3 separate regions of the Mus musculus genome follow, and all the other regions are linked to region 1. A link is a loop called in an ENCODE intact Hi-C map of the cell type or tissue named here. Cell type or tissue: left cerebral cortex. All regions are shown on one strand.

Evidence for each region. Peaks named below come from ENCODE experiments on the same cell type or tissue, not always from the same donor. Only the 100,000 strongest peaks of a DNase experiment are listed, where the experiment ranks them.
Region 2: a loop joins it to region 1, with 2.3 times the contacts of the local background. A loop is called at or near these places in 2 of 42 quality-filtered maps.
Region 3: a loop joins it to region 1, with 11 times the contacts of the local background. A loop is called at or near these places in 3 of 42 quality-filtered maps.

What each region holds. Positions count from the first base shown.
Region 1 is chr9:37,826,257-37,834,256 of GRCm38, reverse strand. No RefSeq gene overlaps it. Among named protein-coding and RNA genes, the nearest start is that of Gm24764, 7.5 kb to the right of the region's middle. In left cerebral cortex, no CTCF peak of the experiment used is centred here; DNase peaks (open chromatin) are centred at 700, 3,276, 3,624 and 4,174; H3K27ac peaks cover 2,253 bases.
Region 2 is chr9:37,929,553-37,937,552 of GRCm38, reverse strand. No RefSeq gene overlaps it. Among named protein-coding and RNA genes, the nearest start is that of Olfr878, 15 kb to the right of the region's middle. In left cerebral cortex, a CTCF peak has its summit at 4,835 (motif pointing right); DNase peaks (open chromatin) are centred at 3,175, 3,971, 4,847 and 5,990; H3K27ac peaks cover 4,293 bases.
Region 3 is chr9:37,886,305-37,894,304 of GRCm38, reverse strand. It overlaps a transcript of Olfr145 not described here. Among named protein-coding and RNA genes, the nearest start is that of Olfr145, 7.1 kb to the left of the region's middle. In left cerebral cortex, no CTCF peak of the experiment used is centred here; a DNase peak (open chromatin) is centred at 3,173; H3K27ac peaks cover 2,049 bases.

The sequences.
Region 1 (8,000 bases):
TAGTCCTGGTTGTCAACTTGACTACATCTGGAATTAATGAAAACCTATCTGCTGGACACTGATTGGGGGCTTTTATTAATTGGATTATTTGAGGTGTGGAGACTCACCGTAAATCTAGTCTATATCTTCTAATGGCATCCCATATAAAAGGATGTAGAAGAAGGAAGATCTGTTTATAAGAGTTGCCTTGGTCATGGTGTCTTTTCACAGCAGTAAATCCCTAACTAATAGTGCTTCTATGCAGCTGGGATGAGGGTCTTAAAGCTCACACCCACAGTGACACACCTATTTCACCATGGCTGCACCTTCTAATAGTGCCACTCCCCGGGCCAAACATATATAAACCATCACAAATAATAAGCAAGTCACTATATGAAACAAACTCTCAGAACAGTAATTAACTGTAGTTCCCAACTGCATGGAGTCTTTGAAGACAGTATGGCATGTCCCAGAATTGTCCTGAGCATGTTTCAGGCATCTGGAGTATTTATGGCTTGCCTATGTCAATCACAGCCTTGGACAATACTTCAGGATATAAAAATTTCTAGGCTCTCTGTACATTTCTGACCAGTAGAACTCTCTGGAGAGTAGCACCAGGTACTGGCCTTTGGGCATTTGTGAAAGGCTACTCCAAACTGGAGTGCATCAAAAGGAGAACAGTATCTGGTTGTGGGCGGTTGTGGCACTACATAGTGATTGGTACACTTCTCACCTGGCATTAAGCCCAGAAACATTACATCTGAATTAGTCATTTATCATTTGTGCAATGAGCTTTTCTCACTTCCTCTTGTATTTTGGCTTTTTATACATGGTCATGAGCAACATTCATAACAGCATATGTAACTATATTCTGATGCTTCATTTGTTGGGGGAGAGTTTCATTTTTTTAATTATGAATCAATCACTTGCCTGTGAAAAAGAAAGGCTACAGAGTTGTTTGCTCTTGGTGGAATCTGGCTTCCTCTGCCTTTGCTCTATCCAGACACTTTGAGCTGGAATCACTAACTGTATCCCACCTATGCTGGCCTACTTCCATTTCTGACCAGACTTGGTATTTTTCAACATATTGGAATCTCCTTAGGGTCTTGAATATCTCCTACCTGCTTCTGGCCTTCTTGTCTGTCACATATCACATGCATGTGACCCACCTCTTTCTCATTTTGCTTCTGTTATCCAATTTTGTTGCAGTATTATTTTTGTGATTAAGTTGAGTGGTTTTTGTTTCTCATGCAGGTGCTGCATGCTGGCTCTACACACATGAGGGTGCCTTTCTTGTTTTTTTTCTTTTTTCTTGATCATGTTAGCATACACATGGTAATTATATTTCCTTTACTTGCCCTGAGATCCTTTGTGATTTTTGCATCTTACACATACTCATAGTTCCTATTATTTCTGCCTAACCAGACCAAATGGATATAGGGGACAGTTCTGATGTTAAGATCCTATTCCCCAATTAGTTCTTGATCTGTTAGTAAAGAAAGCCAAGAACTGATTACTGGGTGGAAAATACAGGTGGGACTTCTGCATCCCAGGAGGAAAAGGCAGATTCAAGGAAGGAGAGGAGGAGTTTTGGCTATGCTTTGGAGGGAGAAGAAGCCAGCACCCATGTGAGGTCTCGGGAAGGGCTGGGGCCTATGGCCAGGCAGGTGGTCAAGGATGTTTGGCAGGAGTTATGTGGAACTAGCCACTGGAGTTTAGAGTATATGGGGGGAGCAGAGATAAAAATATTATTAATGTTTTTTCAGGCGGGAGATAGTAGTGTCTAGCAACTGTGTCCTAAGGCAAGTTGAAAAGGAACAAACTGTGTGTGTGTGTGTGTGTGTGTATGTGTCTTTTGTTCAAGGATTCAAGGGATGCCAGATGGGGGCTGGTAGCAAGGTCCACTTCCTGGTGCAAAGACAGCAGCATAAAACTATAAGCAACACATGGATTGTTTCTTTTCTAGACATCTCATCCAACAGAGGGTCCAGCTCATCAAATGTGGTTATTGTCAACAGTATACACATAAACATATATGTGAAAGCATCTCTGTGCAACATGAACTGGGACTTTCCATCTTCTCTGAGCATCACATGTCTTACTTTACAGCTATTGTGGGTGGGTGGGTAGGGGATTGGGGGGGTGGGTATGGGGGACTTTTGGGATAGCATTGGAAATGTAAACGAGGAAAATACCTAATTAAAAAAAATAAGTACCACTCAAATCCTACCAAACTCAAAACTCTAGAGAAGGGATTCCTAATGTTCATTTTAGATATTCTGCCAGGTATTTCATTACAGGTTCACATTTATTCATGGGTTCAGTTATCCATGGTCAACAATGGTTCAAAAATATCAACTGTGAAATGTTGATTAACCAACTGGTAGATTTAAAATAACTCTTATTGTTCAATCTCCTGATACATCTGTGGATTGTGTATGTGCAAAGTCAATCATCCATGAAATAAAAAATGTTTTTAAAAGACTCCTGAACATGTATACACTTTTCCTAAATAAGATAACATTTTTATTATATGTGTTTCATACATAATCTAGAAATGGCTTAAATTATACAGGAAATTTTGTATATAGATTTGCATATATTATATCCAAATACTGCATCATTTTAAACAAGAGACTTAACTCCAAAGCTCCAAGCAGAGCTGGATTCTCATATCCATGGTAGGTTGTGGAACTCATTTCCATGGATTCCAGGAAACAATTGCATATCATTTTGACTCTTCTATATTATGGTCATTGTTATCAATTTTTAATGTGCTGAATCTATAAATTAAATTTTATAAAAGATATTTGTACATAGCATAAGCTTTGAAGGGCAGGGCTTTTATGCACACTGAAATTTGAAAAGCCCTGATGTAGTCCTTGATCCCCAGAGGTGAAATGGGGTGTATAAATTTACCTAATTTAAATTTAAAAATCAGGTGTGGGTTTTGTCTCAAGGGAGAGGAAGAAAAGCAGTGAAAATGATAGTTTATCTGAAATAAAGTTGTTCAGTTATAAGCACAGGATTATAAAATCCACCAGCTTTAATGAAACAGATATTGGGAAAGCAGGGTTTGATGGGGACTATGATCTCAAGATAGGACTGTGCCTAGAAATTTGTCTACAGCTGAAGAAAGAGAGCACCATCTATCTGTGATGCCTGGACCATGGAGTGATAAGTAAAGGAGGGCTTCCTTTATATTTGTATAGATCAAAGCTCTAAAAAGAAACCCAGAGACATCTGCTTCACATGCTCACCTAAACACCTCTGTAATAGCACACTTTTACTTCTGTATGGAATTTTATTTCAAAAAATATGGCACATCCCAAGATAGAAGCATAAACCTCCTTAGACTCAGCCAAGGGAACACGGTTGAGTCAAAACTGGAATCCCTGCAGAGACATTTAGTAGTACATTCTAAGCCCTGGCAATCACTCAGTGAAAGTATCTATTCTCTCTGCAGAACAATATATCTGTAGTAGTGGCTTTTTCAGTGAAATGCCTACAACCTTTAAAACTTTCAGATTCTATGTTATTAAATAACAATGAAAACTTACCCTCCACACCAAAAAAGGACTAAAAACTAGTACATAAAGGAGAGAGAACAGAGTAAATGTCATTTTACCATTGGCTCTATGCAAGCAATGATATTCTGCATAGAGACAGCAGGGAAGAATCACACGTAACCACAGTGACATTTTTCTAAAGATACCTCAGTTTGGGAGGCAAGATTCAGTTCATATTCTCCATTATTTTGGCTAATGCATAAGTTCACTATATGAATGATTCATACTTCTATTCAGTAATTATTCTATATTTCCATAATTTTTGCATTTTAAGTACACATAAATATTAAATTATACTCATCTGCTAAAAATGTTTTCCTCCAAAACATGGTATTAACTAAAAGATGAAACTGTTTATATAGATTTGCCTTCTTAAATAATGCTACATATATTTCCCATAAAAATTAGAAGGAAAGTAGTGTTTAAAATTGGAGTGGACAGAACCAGTATAATTTCTGTTCAGGCAACTACTAACATGCTCCCCACTTCTACCCTTTCCTCATCTCAACTGTATTATATAATGGAATCAGACAGAATTTAATGTTTGAGATTGGCTTCTTTTTCACACAGCATAATTCTATTGAAATTCACCCAAGTTGCAATGTGCATGAATAGCATGTTCCTTCTTGGAGGAGGAAGGTGTGATATAAAAAGGCAATGGAAACAAGAGATCCTTGTGGCAATGAATTGTTATGTATCTTGGCTGTACCAACAGCAATATTTTGGTTGTTATATTGTACTGAAGTGTTGCTAAACCATACCAGTTGGAGAAAGTGAAGAAAAAGGTGCCTGAGATCTTTCTTTGTTTCTTACAGCCAGCTGGGATTTTTGCAATGATATAATAATGAAAGACTCAGTAGCAAGTCATTAAATAACTAATTGAGGTTATACAGTGTGCTTAAGTCCACCTCGTGGCTGGAAAAGAAAAAGTTAATTTTTGTACATGGTTTCAGAAGTTCCAGTCCATGGTCACTGGGGATATGTTTTGTTGTTGTGATTGTGGTTGGTTGGTTGGTTGATTGATTAGTTGGTTTGGGTTTGAAGTTTTGGAGGTTTTTTGTTTTGTTTTTTGTTTTGTTTTGTTTGTTTGTTTGTTTGTTTGTTTGTTTGTTTGTTTTTCTTTCTGAGTATACAATGATGGGATCATATGCCAGAGGTTAGCTATTTACCTCACAGCAACCAGGAAGCAAAAAAGAAAGAAGAGGGTCCAGGATCCTGATATCTCTTTCAAAAACACAAATTAGTGACCCAACCTTCTTCCAACAAGGCCCCGCATCCTAAAGATTCTACCACCCCCAGAAACTCCATGCTTTGGGACCATGACCTTAACATATAAGACCTAGATGACGTTTCAGATCAACACGAATCAATCGTAAGTTATGTAAATCATAGATTAAAAGGTAGCAACTAATTTGGAATCCATTCCTGATTAGAAGACAGAATAAAGCCATAGTACTAAAAGTCCTCACTATTGTTTAATGCTGCTATATTAAAGGTATAATAAAATGTTAATTCATAAAATGGGGGAAAAGATAAGTGTGAACAAAGTTGGAAGTAAATAAGTACAAAATTTGTACATTTTTAATGTACTCACTATAAAGAAATAACATTTAAGGTGACAGTTAAGCTAATTATCCTGATTTGATCATTATACATAGATTGAAACATCACACTGAGTTTTATAAACACAGTTATTATGTCAATCAAAAAGAAAAACTTAAAAATAAAAATATCTATAAGTGACAAATTATATTACAAATTATAAAACTGACATATTTTATTAGTATAGTTCGTATAATAAAATAATCGGAAACCTAATAAAAGAGAGGACTCTTATTAAAATTACCACAGTAGCATACCCAAACATATAACCAATAGAATGTATGCAAAAAATAAATAAAGCAAATTATTAAGCATTGCCAAAGATACTGATAGAAACCTGAAAAAACAAAAACCAGAAAGCTGTGTCACAACTAGAAGCTTTAAAATCCGAAGTATGAGAACACCCTTGTGATGATCTGAGTATGCTTGGGCCAGGGAATAACACTATTAGAAGGTGTGGCCTTGTTGGAGGAAGTGTATTACTGTGGCGATAAGCTTTGAGGTCCTCCTACTAGTTGCCTGTAAGCTAGTCTTCTGGTTCCCTTCAGAACAAGATGTAGAACTCTCAGCTCCCCCAATGCCATGCTTCCCACCATAATGATAATAAACTGAACCTCTGAACCTGTAAGCCAGCCCCAATTAAATATTGTCCTTTATGAGAATTGCCTTGGTCATTGTATCTCTTCACTGCAATGAAACCCTAACTAAGACACCCCACTCCCAAGTTTACTTGTCAACCTAGGAAAAGATTTTTAATGCATTTATGCTATCAGATTTTTCATTGTATGAACTATACTAATAAATATGTTCATTTTATACTTTGCAATTTAATTTCTCAACAAATTTGTCAACCCAAATTAATTACAGAAGTTATTGTTAAACATGAATGTTTGGCAAGTCCCGCCCCCAAACAATAGAATAAGTAGGAAGTTACCCTAACGATATAAGAACATAATGAAGTTTCTATAGTTAAAACAGTGTGGGATTAGCTTACTGGTAGACTGATAGTCCAATGGAGCAGGAGGTAAATCTCAGAAATAGCCTAACATCCTTGACATTTACTATGTGATAAAGGCAGGAGCTCAAAATTAGAATTAGATGAACATTTTTGTAAATGGCAATGGAGTAAATGAAAAACCATATGGAAAAAGATAAAGTGGGATCCATTTACACCATACATCAGCATAACTAAAATAAACCAGACATCTACCTGTTTAAGCCATGAAATGATACAAACAGAATGGAATTCTAAGTAAATTGCTTCACAAACTATGAAGCCATAAAGCATTTCCAACTATGGTTAAAATATCATAAATTATAAAATAATAAATTTAATCAAGAGAAATTTTTAAGACAATAAAAGACAAGTCAAAAGCCAAATAACAAAATGAAAGGAAATAAATGTATCTTATCCCTGAGGTAAAAAGTTTATTTCCCTAATATGCAAATGAAAGCAAGAGGATCAAAACCTCAGAAGAAAATGAGCAAAGGATACAAAAAAACACTGCATATAAGAATTTGGGGGCTGCTGAATATTAAAAAGCATTCTCATAATAAGAGAAATGCAAAACAAAACACAAAAAATTTGTTCCTCAGTTATCATTTTGAAATGTGAAATATTTTAAGAGATACTACATTAGAGAAATTAAAGCAATCATTCCCATTTATTTCTAAGGAGAATACAAATTCCATATATTTAAGGCAGTTCCCGTCAAAAAGAGCAGTTTAAAAAAAAAAAGAAAGAAAGAAAGAAAGAAAGAAAGAAAGAAAGAAAGAAAGAAAGAAAAAAAAAATTTATGAGCTAATTAAAATTAATTAAAGTGTTAAGGATCTACTGTAGCCAAAATAATTCATTGAACTTAATAAAAGTGATTTAGCCGATTGGCTGGGCAAGATATGCCCACAGATACAGTAGTAGTATTAATCCTAGGAGTAACCAGCCACTTTCTGATTGGATTTAAGGCTCATTCCAAAAGATGCAACTCATATCTTAAACCATTGTTGGTTCAAGAGCATGTGATTAAACAAATCATAAGCCCTAGGAGTGAACCTACTACTGTGCTGCTAAACGGACATAGTAGAAAATTGACTTCTAATGACGTATTGTTATACCAATAGATAATAAATCTCTCAACACTTATCAGAGAAGTTTCAATTGCCACTAAGCAGTGATTAACACAGAGACTTACAACTGTCAAAGCACAGAGAATAAGGTTCTACAGAAAGCTCAGCCCTAAATGGCACATCAATATCATATCCCACCCTCCTAAGAATTAAGTATCATTGTAAAGAGAGGATTAAAAAGACTATAAGTGCCAGAGATGATAAATGAATGCAAGTGTCTACTGTACCCAGCAGGACTGCTACATGTATGAACTTATAGCAGTATAACACCATGAATACCCTTGTACATGTTCAAACCAGACTAAGCCACAGCACTGTGATAGGAAGTAGACAGAGCTCTACCCCTAGCCAAGGATCTATTGGGAATGGAAAATTGCTAGGAAAGGAGTTGGTGTTTCTACTGGCTAGTTTTGTGTCAACTTGACACAACTGGAGTTATCACAGAGAAAGGAGCTTCAGTTGAGGAAATGCCTCCATGAGATCCAACTGTAAGGCATTTTCTCAATTAGTGATCAAGGGGGAAAGGCCCCTTGTGGGTGGGACCATCTCTGGGCTGGTAGTCTTGGGTTCTATAAGAGAGCAGGCTGAGCAAGCCAGGTGAGGCAAGCCAGTAAAGAACATCCCTCCATGACTTCTGCATCAGCTCCTGATTCCTGACCTGCTTGAGTTCCAGTCCTGACTTCCTTTGGTGATGAACAGTAATGTGGAAGTGTAAGCTTAATAAAC
Region 2 (8,000 bases), 100 kb before region 1:
GATATAGCTTAGTATTTTGAGTAATTAGTTTTGTCAAATCTATATTGTGTTACTATAGGTCAAAATTTAGAAGTTTTTTTAATATAATTGCAAATGTCTCCTTTCCAAACCCTGGCCCTGAGCTCCTCAGTTGCCTGCCCTAGAGCAATCAGTAGTGTGAGTTGTTAATTATAAGTGGCACTATGCTCATCTATAACAGAATTCATATACATTATCACACCAACATTAAACTAATAATAGCATAATAGGTACACTGTCTCCTTCACTTGCTTTTTTACAAATTCACTGAGTTTTTATTAATATGTAAAAATGTATGTATTGACTATGTAATATATATGTATATATGTAATATATGTGTATATGTATATATAAACTGTGAAACCTAGCTAACTAACAACTAACCTAAAATATCATTTTGTGTTTAACATTCCTTCTCTGAAGTCATTAATTCAATATATCAGCATGAAGTGTCATAACAATAGTTTCCAGTGAATGAATCTCTAATATATGTTTCTTCTATGAATCTATAACTCCATCCCCCAACTCTAATATATATCATTTCTTGGGGATGGGGAGCAAGAGAAAGACAAGATTCATGAGATAATAAACTCAAGAGTAGTGAAGTCTCTGGTGATCCTTGTGCCACAGGCCTGCAGACCAAAGACAGCTGGAACAAGTATAAGAAGGTTTCATCCATTTCACTTTACACTGTGGAGAACATATTATGGTCATACATGAAGAAAGTCATTTATATACAACATTATAGTATTTTAGATGGAGAAGCCAGAAATCATGCTGCTGTGGCCCATTCTATTTTACTATAACAAATAAGTGAGACTTCTTTTTGTAAAAGAAGTTTATTTAGCTCACAGTTTATAGCTGAAAATCTAAGGTTGAGCAGAATAACTGCCAGTTCATCCTCCAGTGAGAGCCTCCTGCCTGCACCACCACATAACAACAAACTCTGGAAGGGAGTCTGCCACTATGCTCCACCTCTTAAATGGTCCCCCACCATGAACATAACCATACCAGAGACCAAGGTTCCAACCCACAAGCCAGTGGTAGAAACGTTCAAACCACATCTAAACTGTAGCACAGGCACATTTTCCTCTGCTTGCTCCCACCTGAGTGATTCTTCTGCAATGATGCAAGTGTAGGGAACCATTGGGAACCATCTGTGGCTGCAACAGGATCATGGATGCCACTGTTATATGGAACAGAAGGGTACCACTGCTGCAGAAAGGTGTCCTACTCTTGGCAGCTGATGGTTTTAAATCTGCTCAGTTAATCATTTCTCTGAGGATGATTTTAAAGCATCATTCCAAGTCTCTGTGTCTCTTCTATTTCTTCTTCCAACTCACAGAGACAGTCCTGTTACATTAACCTTGACACAGTACTTTTCTTACATAATAAACCAAAACATGGCCTGACTTTCACAAGTATATCTATGATAAAAACATTCATGTCAAAATCAGAGTCATGAAGAAATGCTTCCAAAATCTTGTAAAGTGTTATATCACAATTGAAATAATTGAAAGTAATGGTTTTTGCAGCCTTTCTGTTTTGTTTTGTTTTTTTTAATTCATTCCATTTGTTTACATCTCAAATGATATCCCACTTCCCTGTTGCTCCTCCACAAACTCCCATGCCACATTCACCCCCTCTCCATGAAGTTGCTCCCCAACCCACCCACCCTCTCCTGCCCCACTGCTCCAGCATCCCTCTATGTTAGGGCATAAAATCTCCACAGGTACTTGACCTTTCAAAAGGAAACATCTAAATTTCCTATTGTGGCAAGCTATGACATTATTGTCGCTCCCAATAATGAGTCATTTTTCATAAAATATCAGCCTCGTGTGTTGCAGTTTGGGATATAATTAGGTAAAACATGAATTTTCAAAATTATAGGGTAGAACAAAATCAAAAAAATCCAGTTCACCTGTATTACTAATTAAGTGTATATATTACCTAATTAATGCTACAGTCAAATCACACTCTGAGAACGTTTGGTAAGAACAATATAACTCTTTGGTGTCCACCCCAATCCAACATACTGCTAATTATATTTCCTGTACTCTGAAATACATGTTTTTTTTTCAAAATTAACATTAGAGTAGAGGATAATTAAGGAATACCATGTATCATGTGATATTCATTGTCTTCTGCCTCACCGCTATCCTCTACTGTGTATTTCCAATGTTAGAAATCTTCTCCTTCCATAGCAAAGCACCATTGATAACTTGGTATGAAGACAAATTATTTAAATAAGGTTTTTGTCCTGAAAGTGTTTCAAGTCCAAGACAGTATTCAAAGCTATTTTGTACATGCACGCACATTGATGTGCAAATGGATTGGCTTAAGAGGTTGGGAGTCTCAATGAAGAAAATAATATTTAGACAGATAATACAAGAAGGGAGTAAGTTAAACAAAGATAGAGGCATGTAATGTGACATCTCTGAGAACTGTGGGAATAAAGCAGGGGATGTTCTAAAAGGAACAGCAAAAGAAAGGATTCACATGTAACAGGCAAGATACATACCAGGAATATCGGGTCCACAGTGGAAAATTATATGTTGATTACAAATTAGAATGGGAACAAAATATAACAAAATGTTAATGTTGGTTAATTGTGGATAATAGTTAAAGTGCAGCTCAGTATTTCAGGTAAGCATCCAATCAGTTCCAGAAGGGAGTGGATTATAATCAGGAATCCAAGGTACCCATAGAAGGAGACAGAGGAAACTGCAGCAGGCCCAAGAGAAGGTAGGTTTGAGAATATTCAACACATAATGACCTAGTGTGGAGTTTAGGCACACAGGTTGCTGCCTATTAATGTACACACTCAATTCATATTGCCCATTGATAAATTTCAATTAGATTCAGGCCTTGAAAATGCATCCATACAGCATTTCTTCTTAATGAACTTATGCCCCAGCACAGAACATATAAATAAGTCCTCAGTCATCATAGTTGCTGGGCTACAGCTCATCATAAGCAGACAGATGAATAGGCAAAGCCCTTAGCTTGAACCAGTCAGACCATCCTTTCTGTTTCCAGTCCATATATGTGTAATCATGGTAGCCCCAGAGTTCTTTGAGCCTGCTCTAGTTCTGAGAACTGCTGGATTCCAGAACTGTGAATAAAAGCTAAGTAAGATATTCAAACTAAATTTATTGCAGTTTCATCTTTTGACACCATCTTGGTTATTCTGGGCTCAGAAATGAATATGGATGAAGCAGCTGAGCACAACCTTTAAAGCTTAAATCTGTGTAACTGGGGAAGAGTATAGAGACTGAGTCCTCACCATAGGAAACAGCATGAGAAAGCCTTGCTGAGTTTTCCATAGAGATTCTTGTTTATATTTATGAAAATAGCACACACCACATTTGCTGCTCTAACAATGACTTTCCTAAATTACCTAAGCAAATAGAGATGCTACTAATAATCTATTCATTCAGTTATTCATAGTAGCAGCAGGTGGTAAACTTGGCATGTGAAACAAACAAAGCAGAGTCTCCTATCCACAGAACTCACAGTACGGTAAGGTTTGGCTGGGTACATTAATAGCATCCAAAATATATTTGCCCAATACATAAGCTTAATACCATTTATATTATTACATTATGTGTATATCTTAACAAAATGTAGGAATGTTTTTAGTCTGTGATTTATTGGATTCTCATTATCGTTTATATATTTGTTTACAAGTTTCATAGTAAATGTTCATTAAAGGTGATATTTACCAAAGACAGTAAACTCAATACTTATACAGCAACATCTAGGAAGACCAAAGATGGTTCATGGTGCCTGATGAACTGGTAGTCTTCCTGAATTCATGGCAAAATGATCAGTTTTGCATCCACATTTATTATTTGGAATGATCACTCCAGGAGATGTGGGAAGGTGCCTAAATGATTCAGTTCTGTTCAGCAGAACCAAGTGAAGGACCCAGAATGCCTCTAGGGCTCATTTAGATGCTTCTTATACAGAAAAGTAATAAAGAAACAAAGAGATAAAGGTGGCCAGCATCTGGAAAGCAGCCAATCTGTGTGGAGAGGAGGAAATGAGAGGCCCAGAAGGCAGGACTACCAGACATCTCTAGAGGGTCTCAGAAATTTGTAAGTGATTTCTCAGGAGTTGAATTTTTGTATTAATTAGTGAGAGTTCTTTGGATGTTATGCAACTTAATGAATCATTTGTCATTTTAAAATCTCAGGACTAGTATCACTCAAGTCCATGGTGAAAGATGCAAGACAGCTCTGGTGAATAAACATTCCATTTCTGTATAGCTATGTCTTGGCACAGTTACCTGAAGGAAAGGTGATCTAATTCTCCCCAGATAAAGGACATCACAGACCCAACAAAGACAAGCTCCTCAAACTATATCAAGTGGCAACTCAATCAACTGTAAAATCCATATGCCTTCAAAATGTCATAAATAAGTTCATTTGAGTTCTTAAAACATATGAAGTATGGAGAATTTGTATAAAGAATGCATGACCCTTCTTGATGTCCAGAAACTAATTCACTTTACAAAGACAAAATCTTCCAGTTGGCATGTTAGTAGATCCTTGTACAGTTAGTAGATCAGCCCATTGTATAGTTTTAAAGCAGATATATTTGCTTTAAAGAACATTGTGCACATTTTAATTACAGCAGGTAAAGTATTTAAAGTGGTTTTGTACATACACAGACGCGCGCGCGCGCATGCACACACATGTGCACACATGCACACACACACAAGGACACAATGCCTAGCCCTACAAAGTATAAAGACATAACTGAGAAGATTCAGCAAACACTAAACCACTACGCCAGGAGGTTCACTTAAGTAGCCACCAGGTGGTGCTAGTGACTCAATAACATCGATCAAGGCGAAAAGGAAGCGGGAGGGAGGAGGATTTCGCTGCTAATTCATATTCTGAATCTTTTTCAAGCTCTGAAATGTATAACCATGGATTTTATATAACTCCTTATATAAAATTTCAATGCCTTATTAAAAAAACATAAACTTTTGAAAGTGTTCTTTAGATCAACATTTAAATTAAAAGGTTTGAATGCATTTAATTTGCAAATCCTTAATGGGCACTGTCTAAATTGCCTAGTGAAAAAAGACAAGCGGGGCTGGTGGCACACACCTTTAATCCCAGCACTTGGGAGGTAGAGGCAGGCGGATTTCTGAGTTCGAGTCCAGCCTGGTCCACAAAGTGAGTTCCAGGACAGCCAGGGCTATCCAGAGAAACCCTGTCTCGGAAAAACAAAACAAAAAAGAAAAAAAAAGAGACAAAATAGAAAAGACATGACAATCATAATACAAACAAGGTACCAAAAAATGAGTGCAGCATAACTGTTAACTGAATGTTCACTCTTTTAAGTACTCTTAAGTACTTTTTGATATATTGATTCCTGCCGAATCCTAGCACCTAGTCACATAACACACTAGAAACATGATAAATGCGGAATGAATGATTTGATTAATCCACAATTACATAAAAGATGGTTTTAATTTCTGTGTTCTCTGGTTTTAAATGCTTACCAGAACAATTGGTAGCCTAAATATTTCCAGTAAAATATGTTTTCATACCCATGTTAAGATCATTTAATGAGAATTTAAATTTTATACATGCTTAAGGCTCTTTAAATTGTGTAAATAAAATGGATTCTGTTATTTGTGTATTCTTACCCCCAAATCCTATTTAACTCCACTACATTAGGAAATATTTGTACTTATTTTATTTCAATATACAAAGTTTTATGACACAAAGCACATATTCAGCTACATACAGTGTCTGTGTAAAATTTAACATCATCCCATTTCTCAGCCTTTTCGGTGCTGTTGCTAAAAGCAAACAATGACTTAACACTTCTTTGTAGACAGCTTTGTTTGCCCACCAACAAGGACAGATCTCTTAAGGATATGTACACATGTCCTCTTTGATATCAAAACAAAGGCGGGTACCTTCCACTAATAGATTCAGGACATCATTTATGTGGCAGTTCTTTCACGCTCACTGGCAGTCATTGCTCCAGATTACCATATGGGAATCAGGATCATTTCCATGCCAGTCTTTTCTCTGTTGCCATTCCTTTACCAGTTCTCCCACAAATCTACTTCCTTCCTTCCGAGAATTCACTGTATGTTGGTGATGCAAGCCTATCAGCTGGAGTCACATAATGATGGCCTTAAGGTTGGTTCACCCAGTTTGGGGAACTGCAGATTCCTTAAATCTGCCTCTCTTTGTTCCATTCTAGAAAACAATGAACACTAGCTAGACTGAACATGTCACTTCTGCCTTGTAAGAAGCCAATGATGTGGAGGAGTCACATAGAAAGTTATGCAATCTACTTCCCAGATTTCAGGAATAAGGTTTTCTCCCCATTTGTATTAGCAAAGTGTACTAATATATTAGTAGTTTGATTCTGTCAGGTAAGGAGCCAAGAATATGTGTCCAAATCTCAGAAGATTCTAAAGACAAAAGAAGCTCTGACTAAACACAAACAACTCAGTTACAATGTTAACATTCCACAAAATATAGCTTACTTATATTAGTAATATAGCATGACAAAATAAAATTTGGTAAATTGTATGCAAGGATAGAGTATTTTGATGATCATAGATTATTAGAACTAAAAACAAATGGGAAAAAATAGAGATTTCTAGTTCTAACATATTAAATAAAAAGGGAAGAAATGAAATCTTTAAGCTATTCCTATCAACACTCTTTTATGAAATAAATCTAATGAGAATAAATCATAAATTTGCTCTTCCTGTGCAGAAGAGTTTATGAATTTTCTACTGAGATCTACTAAGCTATTACAAGTCCTTTGTACAAAAATTGACTATTAGATAAATATTTACACTGAGAGACTTTGGTAGGGTGGAAGGGGCAGTTAGGTCATTACATTGTCTGCTATGCAAATATGAACACCTGAGTTAAAACCCTAGAATTCACAAAAAAGGGAAAGGGGGAAGGGAAGGGAAGGGAAGGGAAGGGAAGGGAAGGGAAGGGAAGGGAAGGGAAGGGAAGGGAAGGGAAGGGAAGGGAAGGGAAGGGAAGGGAAGGGAAGGGAAGGGAAGGGAAGGGAAGGGAAGGGAAGGGAAGGGAAGGGAAGGCAAGGGAAGGGAAGGCAAGGGAAGGCAAGGCAAGGGAAGGGAAGGCAAGGCAAGGCAAGGCAAGGCAAGGCAAGGCAAGGCAAGGCAAGGCAAGGCAAGGCAAGGCAAGGCAAGGCAAGGCAAGGCAAGGCAAGGCAAGGCAAGGCAAGGCAAGGCAAGGCAAGGCAAGGCAAGGCAAGGCAAGGCAAGGCAAGGCAAGGCAAGGCAAGGCAAGGCAAGGCAAGGCAAGGCAAGGCAAGGCAAGGCAAGGCAAGGCAAGGCAAGGCAAGGCAAGGCAAGGCAAGGCAAGGCAAGGCAAGGCAAGGCAAGGCAAGGCAAGGCAAGGCAAGGCAAGGCAAGGCAAGGCAAGGCAAGGCAAGGCAAGGCAAGGCAAGGCAAGGCAAGGACCTGCTTGGTGAGTTTAAGGCCAGGCAAGAGAAAGGCCTTAATCTCAAAAAACCAAAGTGGATAACAAAAACCTGAGGTTAACCTCTGAGCATCCACATTCACATTTGTCCTCCAAACATAGGTTCACATTGTGTACGTACCAAAACAAAAAGAAATATCAGCAAACCTCAGCCAAAGGTAGAGGAGGCTCATGCCTATAATCTCACACTTGGAAAGCTGAGGCAGGGGATCCAGAGAACAAACCCAGCCTGGGCTATTTAGTGAGGCCAAGACTAACCCAGACTATATGAAATCCTTTAAAACAGAACAATACAAAAGAAAAGAAAGAAGGAAAATAAAGCTGAAATATTAGGTGTATCATTGCACTCTTCATACACCCATGAAGTAAACTATTTGGGTATAATATGTCACTCCTCTTTTCCATTGATGAGATTTACTAATTTTTATTTTATTGTTTTGTTCAGGGAGGTGATATTTGTCTATAATTCTGTTCTGCATG
Region 3 (8,000 bases), 60 kb before region 1:
AATGTTTTTTAAAGTGGTATTGGAGCCGGTCACAACAAAGTGTTCTTTATCTGAGTTGGGAGGATATAACCTTAGCCAGAGCTGTTTGGTTCATGCCATAAAACCAAATGTGAATAATTGCATTTATCAATTACCTGAAATTTCACAGTCTAGAGACTGTATCTTGACCATAACCTATTAAATATCAGAAAGACTTAGGATCTAAAATCATTATCAACTTACTAAGTAATGGAGACTAACTCAGAAAGTCCTATTCACTTAATCATTAAGCATCCAGCAGTTACACTCATGACTAATATTGTCATTGTGACATTCTGCTCATTGTAATATCTGATCTCTCCATGAACACATGAAAGGCAAGTAAGTTCATTCATTTTATACCACTAGAATAAATGCAAAACATGTCTTACTGATATAGATATTTATTAATGTCTGATTCCCAAGCTCACCATCTGAAAAATGAAAATAAAGATGATAATGGAGCTGGGCAGTGATGGTGCATGCCTTTAATCCCAGCACTTGGCAGGCAGAGGCAGACAGATTTCTGAGTTCAAGGCCAGCCTGGTCTACACAATGAGTACCAGGACAGCCAAGGCTACACAGAGAAACCCTGTCTTGAAAAAGAAAAATAAACAAAAAAAAGAATGATAATGGTAAGGTGATCATGAAGGCCAAATTAAATCAATAAAATGGAGGAGCCCAGCAAAGAGGCTGACTTGTGGATAAGACATGCTAAATGTTCTAAAAATACACCAAAACAAAAATAAAATGTATACAATATAGAGATAGAATGGTTGAGAATGTGTCATGTTGAAAGTTATATGGATGGAAAGAGGTAGTCAAGAACTAGAGCAAACGGAGAACTGAAAGAGGTCAGAGCAGCATTAAAACAACTCTATTTCTAAAGCTTTGTCCAGTAAATAATCCTCTCCTGCAAGTAACCACAGCTCGGTGGGTTATTACAAGGGCATCAAATTAGGATGGAGGTTTCTGGGAAGAAGATAGTTTTCAGTGAAGAAGAGGGAAGAGGGATTGAGGGAAAAACTCAGGATAGATGTTGGGAGCTATTAAGACAACTCTATTGTCCTGATCTCTGAATTGCCCCACCCCCCCACCCCCCCCCGAGAAGAAAAGGAGGTCAAAAGCAGGCCACCGACGCACCTCTCCAAGAACAACCACAGATTGTTCCAGCCCTAAGTTAGCACCGGATGTCCTGACCTCAAGATGTACCCTGATACCTCCAAGTTCCTGCTTCCCCATGTAGTCGCCAAAAGAAAAATTTCCGCTGCCCCATCCCTCCTGCTGAGGTGCATTTCCACTGCCCCATTCCTCCTGCTGAGATGTTCTTCCCCTTTTGCTTGTGCATTTAAACCTTGAGCCTTGCTAATACAGTGAGACCTTGATGCTACTCAGACTGCTTCCATGTGTCGTTCATTGCACAAGGTTCTCGTCTCTCTCTACCCCCCATCTGGTTCTTAGGAGAAGGTCCCTCGAGCCCCTCGAATAACTGGACCTGATGAATGGGTCAGATATACATATGAAATTGTCAAAAAAGAGGGAAAAAAACTAAGGTATTTTCACACAGCTGAAGCCTCAGATAATATCGTGGTCCTTCGCTGTTTTTATCATCTCCTCAATTCCTACCCCACGATCAATGTCCTATTTCTCAAAATCCATGTTCAAACATGCCACAAAACCCAAATCATAAAAACAAGTAAGCTTTCTCTCCCAGGTTCAGGTTTTCTTTTTTGTGTATCCATTTCTAGTTTCAACAAAAGTTCTCCTTCCTCAAACACTCACAGGCAAAGTGTGTGCTCTGCCTTCCATTCTCTGTCCATATCAGTTCTCTGGAAGGTTCTTACAAACCTATCACCACATTCTTACTTAACCTGGACCAGCAGGTCATTCATCAGGGACAGGTTCCCGAGAGGGAGAACCAGAGGATAAGAAAAGACAATGGGAAAGTTTGGGATCAGAAATTCATAAACAAGCTGATGGCTCATGCAGTCACATTTATTAAGAAGTACAGCTTTTTATATATAGTTTTCAGGGAGGAAATGGGACAAAATTGGCAGAAAGCTCATCAAGCAATGTTACACAAAGAGAACACAGAGTATCTCAAGTGTGCTATAGACCAGGGGCTCAGAAGCCTTGACACTGATAACCTTAGACCTTCAAAAAAGTAAGGGAAGTCAAGCTTCCATGACCCAAAATCTCAGCTCCTGGGAGCCCTGACTCCAGGCATTACTGGCCTTTCCAAACCTGTGCCTGGTTTAGACAAGGAATTAAGCTCCTTTTCCATACATCAGGGGAAAAGTCCCACATTAGCCTGGCCCCCAGCAACTGTTTGAGCTTGTTAGTAGTCAGTCAAATTCCACATCCTGTTCTAGGTTTTTGGGTTTTTTTGTTTGTTTGTTTGTTTGTTTGTTGTTGGTTTTTTTTTTTTTTTTTTTTTTTTTTTTTGGTCAAGAGAATACTGTTAGCCTCTGATTGTACTCCACTTCTCAAGCTAATTGCAACTCCTGTATCAGTGCTGGGTGTTAGGTATGAGTATTGGGTGATGTTTGTATGTGTATTAATGCTCACTGTGAAGTACATTTCAAGACTGGAGAGATGGTTCTGTGGTTAAATTTACTAGTTGCTGTTACAAAGAACCCAAGTTCAATTCCCAGCTCACAAGGTAGCTCACATGCATATGTAGCTCCTGTCTTAGGGATTTAATACTCTCTTCTGCTCTCCACCAGCACCAGGCATGTCCATGGTACACATACATACATGCAGGCAAAACAAATAAGTCTTTTAAAAATGTTTTAATGAAGTGCATTTCAGTAACTTCTCTGTAACAAGAGACCTCAAGTGTAAACTTTAGATTTAGAAATGTGTCTCTGCCTTGATAATTATGATAAATCCCAATTCTTCTCTCAGCCTCATTTTTGTTAACTCACAATTAAAGAAAATAAACCTTTATTACAAACCAAAAATGAGCCCCGTAGGAAAAGGATTCCTTGGGGTGCAGACAGCCCACTCAGACTTCATTAAAAGTTGACATTTCTCCTGGTACAGCAGAGGGTTCTTCTTGGGATGATAGAACAAGCAAGTAAAGTGCTTTTGGATTTATGTCACTTTGAAGTCTGTTGCCATAGGAACTGTGTCTCCAAATCCTCTCCACAGGGGACTCACTACAGTCGTGTTCCCTAAGGAGCAGATGAAGCCCAAGCAGAAAGCAGTGTAGGAAGAACTATTCTTAACTGTCCCTTTTCTTGCAGATCTCTCTTCTTTCCTGAACATGGATTTCTGTACAGTGCACCTTCATTTATTTACTTCTTTTTCTATTTTTATTGCATTCTATTGTGTCATTATCTATACGGTGTGTGTAAAGGCAACAAAACACCTCTGAATCATCTGCTTCCTCAAACTAGAAGTCTGAGGATGTTGACTCAAGAATATCACCCATCGCCACCCAGCAAGGATGATCATATATGGTTTCTTAAACCTCTGAGTCTTTCCATAGTGTAAAGATAGCAAGAAGCCTGCATTAGCTCCAGAAAGCAAATTATCCTCAGGAACTGCATGTCAGTTACTACTGCATTCCCAGTTTCTGTTTCCTTTCATTGTCTTCAACTCCTCAATGTACCCATTTATGCATAATTGTTATATATATTGTAAGACAGGAATATTACCCAATGGATTCAAGAATCCATCTAATAATAAAATTCATTTATTTTACAAGCTAACCATGTGTTGGATGAGAACTCTAAGTGTTTTACATATATTACTTCAGATTTTTTCTGTAAAAATATTACTAAGTGGATACTCTAAGTACGCTCTATTATTGCCCTGTTCTACAAGGAACACCTCTGTGAGACAAAGGAATCAAACCATTTAGTTTAGAATGTCATTTGTAAGGTGGAGGATACATAGTATTTTCTACAATAATGGCCATGGGGTAAGAATAGAGCTACAGCAGAAAACCCAACTGTTAAAGGAGACTAAAGCATCAATCCCAGATGTTAGGATAAGTGCAGCAGCAAAGAGAGAGCAAACAGAATTTAGATCTGACTGCCATGTATTCAAAGTAAATTTGTGAATGAAGGATATATTAAAAAGTCCAACACACACAAAGACCCAACACACAGGAATAATGATGTTGGAAGAAATGAAAAGGTCAAGCATGCTAGTTTAATCATTATCCATCAAATACATAGACCAACTTATAATACTATAATTATTATTTATATATGGTCAAGCATGCTAGTTTAATCATTATCCATCAAATACATAGACCCACTTATAAAACTATAATTATTAATTATATATAATAAATAGTAAATATATACTGTTAAATATAATATTATCTCAAAATTATAAATATTATATATTAAATTTTTAAATGTAACTATGAAATTTTAAAAGGCTATCAATATAAAAGTTTGGGAAAAAATATTAAGAGATATTAGAGGGGACTACAGAAGTCGTGGGCTAGGCTAAGTATGAACCTTAACAACCATATGTAATTACATAAGAGGAGAGGGAAACTGAGGCTATAATGCATTTCTCACACTGTGGTCACAATGAATGTGGGAAGAGGTCAGGTGAAGGGGTAGTGAAAAGAGATGGTAGGAACTGAAAGTAATTAGAATATATTATGCACATATATAAAATTCTCAAAGACTATGCAGTTTTCAGGCAAAAGGATGGAAAGAGGAAAACATTCTGAGTAAGGTAACCCAGACCCCAAAAACAAATACCACATATTCTCTCTCATGTGCGAACCCTAGTTTTGATGTGTGTGGTTAATTTGGAGCACTTATACGTGTCAGAAAACTAGAAAGAAGCAATGGGAGGATTTTAACGGGGAAAAGAACACATATAGAATGGAGAGACAAATGGGATAATGGGAAATTAGATAATGGAGACGGGTCTGGGAGGATAGGACAGAGGGAGGGGAGGAAGAGAGAACATAAACATTAAGGATGTTTGAAAAATTCATATGAAAACCTAGTGTTTTTGAAGCTTCCTTATATAATAATGTGAATGTGTGTGTGTGTGTGTGTGTGTGTGTGTGTGTGTGTGTGTGTGTGTCACAAGTTTAACTGGACTTAATGTATATAAAGGAACAATGCTTCTCTCTTAGACCATATTAAATTAAATATTATGTGTAGGATACTAGCCTCCAAGGTATTTGCCAGGGAACGTCCCATAGACCAGCCCCAAGCAAAACGTGTTACTATTGGCATTGCTGCTGCTTACCCATCAGAACTTGGTGGTAAGATGGTATTGATGAAAACAAACAAACAAACAAACAAAAGCCACATGCTTATGTCATAGGACATGGGACATGAAGAAATCAGGCTGGAAGCTTCCTCCAGAGTGGCTGAATTTTAAAGTACCAGAAGATGCTATACAAGCTACTGATACATAAAAATAATCAACTGTCTTACCCAGCTATGAACCCTATAAGCTACAATACTGACCAGAGCAATGTTCACATGAATGTTACAGAGATAATCAGCCTCTTTCTGATTAGATTTATGACCTACTTCTTAGGCTGAAACTCATTCCTGGCAGTATAAGCCTGGCCAAAATCCCATACCGGGAAGTTGTAGACACTAAAGGAAAACTGCCTTCAAAATAGATATGTCTATGCTTGTAGATTATTGCAGCCCTCAATCCTCATGAGAGAAACTTCTTTGTGCAGTGGATGGTGTTTAACACTGTAACTCATAGCTGGTTAGACTACAAAGATTGGGTACAGAAATGGGACATCTGTATCATAACTCTCCTCTTCTGGCTCAGAGATCATTCTACAAAAGAACAGAGAGAGATTGTAAGAAGCAAAAATTGGGAAAGACTGCTGCTAAACAATGGTTTCTAGCTATAAAAGGGCTATTGCACTTATAGACTCCCAGAATGTGTGGCACACAACTGTAACAAGAAGGAACCTATCACAATTCCAGCATAGATAGGAGGGTTTCCTGAAGTCCCACCCATAGCTGTAGAATTTTGGCCATTGAAGGCTGCTAGGGGCAGGGAAAATCAGTCCTCTTAAGTAATGTGGCTCCTGGTCAATTGTCCATGCTCCAATGGATGAGCCTACATCCATGTACATACAGGCAACACTAACTGGAAATCAGTGGGCTACAAAAAGAAAATCTGACGTTGGGAGAAGGATCAGGGAGGAGGTAGAGGGCTAGTAAGGGGTTGATATGATCAAAACACATTATAGATGAAATTCACAAAGAATTAAAAAAAAAATAGAGAGAGCTTCTGAGGCAGCGCCATCTTCGGCTCCAGACAACCGGCCACCTTCCTGGTGAGAGCACAGGGTTCGGCCCGGCCCGAGAGGTTTCTGCCTCAGGCTCCCCGGGAGCCACCTTGGCTCCGGGACTCTGCTGAGGGCAGGCTGCACGGGTGAGGGTGTGGAATACACAGGCCAGCAGTTTCTGGGACAGGCGAGAGCCAGAGAGCTTCTGGGGCGGCGCCATCTTCGGCTCCAGACAACCGACCACCTTCATGGCCAAAGCAACACAGCTTCTGGGAAAGATCCTGTTTTGGGCCTTCATCTTCAGCCAGGAGGAGGTCCAAACACCAGATAACTGTGCACCTTCCCTGAAAGAGGAGAGCTTGCCTGCAGAGACTGCTCTGACCACTGAAACTCAGAGGAGAGAGCTAGTCTCCCACGTCTGCTGATAGAAGGTAACAAAATCACCAAAGGAACAATCTCTAAACAAAGACAACTATAACAACTAACTCCAGAGATTGCCAGATGGCAAAAGGTAAACGTAAGAATCCTACTAACAGAAACCAGGACCACTCACCATCATCAGAAACCAGAACACCCACTTCGCCCAGTCCAGGACACCCTAACACACCTGAAAAGGTAGACCTGGATTTGAAAGCATATCTCATGATGATGGTAGAGGACATAAAGAAGTAATTTAATAACTCACTTAAAGAAATACAGGAGAACACTGCTAAAGAGTTACAAGTCCTTAAAGAAAAACAGGAAAACACAACCAAACAGGTAGAAGTCCTTATAGAAAAACAGGAAAACACATCCAAACAGGTGATGGAAATGAACAAAACCATACTAGACCTAAAAAGGGAAGTAGACACAATAAAGAAAACCCAAAGTGAGGCAACGCTGGAGATAAAAACCCTAGGAAAGAAATCTGGAACCATAGATGCCAGGATCAGCAACAGAATACAAGACATGGAAGAGAGAATCTCAGGTGCAGAAGATTCCATAGAGAACATCGGCACAACAATCAAAGAAAATGGAAAATGCAAAAAGATCCTAACTCAAAACATCCAGGAAATCCAGGACACAATGAGAAGACCAAACCTACGCACAATAGGAGTGGATGAGAATGAAGATTTTCAACTCAAAGGACCAGCAAACATCTTCAACAAAATTATTGAAGAAAACTTCCCAAATCTAAAGAAAGAGATGCCCATGAACATACAAGAAGCCTACAGAACTCCAAATAGACTGGACCAGAAAAGAAATTCCTCCTGACACATAATAATCAGAACAACAAATGCACTAAATAAAGATAGAATACTAAAAGCAGTAAGGGAAAAAGGTCAAGTAACATATAAAGGCAAGCCTATCAGAATTACACCAGATTTTTCAACAGAGACTATGAAAGCCAGAAGAGCCTAGACAGATGTTATACAGACACTAAGAGAACACAAATTCCAGCCCAGGCTACTATACCCAGCCAAACTCTCAATTACCATAGATGGAGAAACCAAAGTATTCCATGACAAAACCAAATTCACACATTATCTCTCCACAAATCCAGCCCTTCAAAGGATAATAACAGAAAAAAACCAATACAAGGACGGGAACCACGCCCTAGAAAAAACAAGAAGACAATCCCTCAACAAAACTAAAAGAAGACAGCCACAAGAACAGAATGCCAACTTTAACAACAAAAATAACAGGAAGCAACAATTACTTTTCCTTAATATCTCTTAATATCAATGGACTCAAC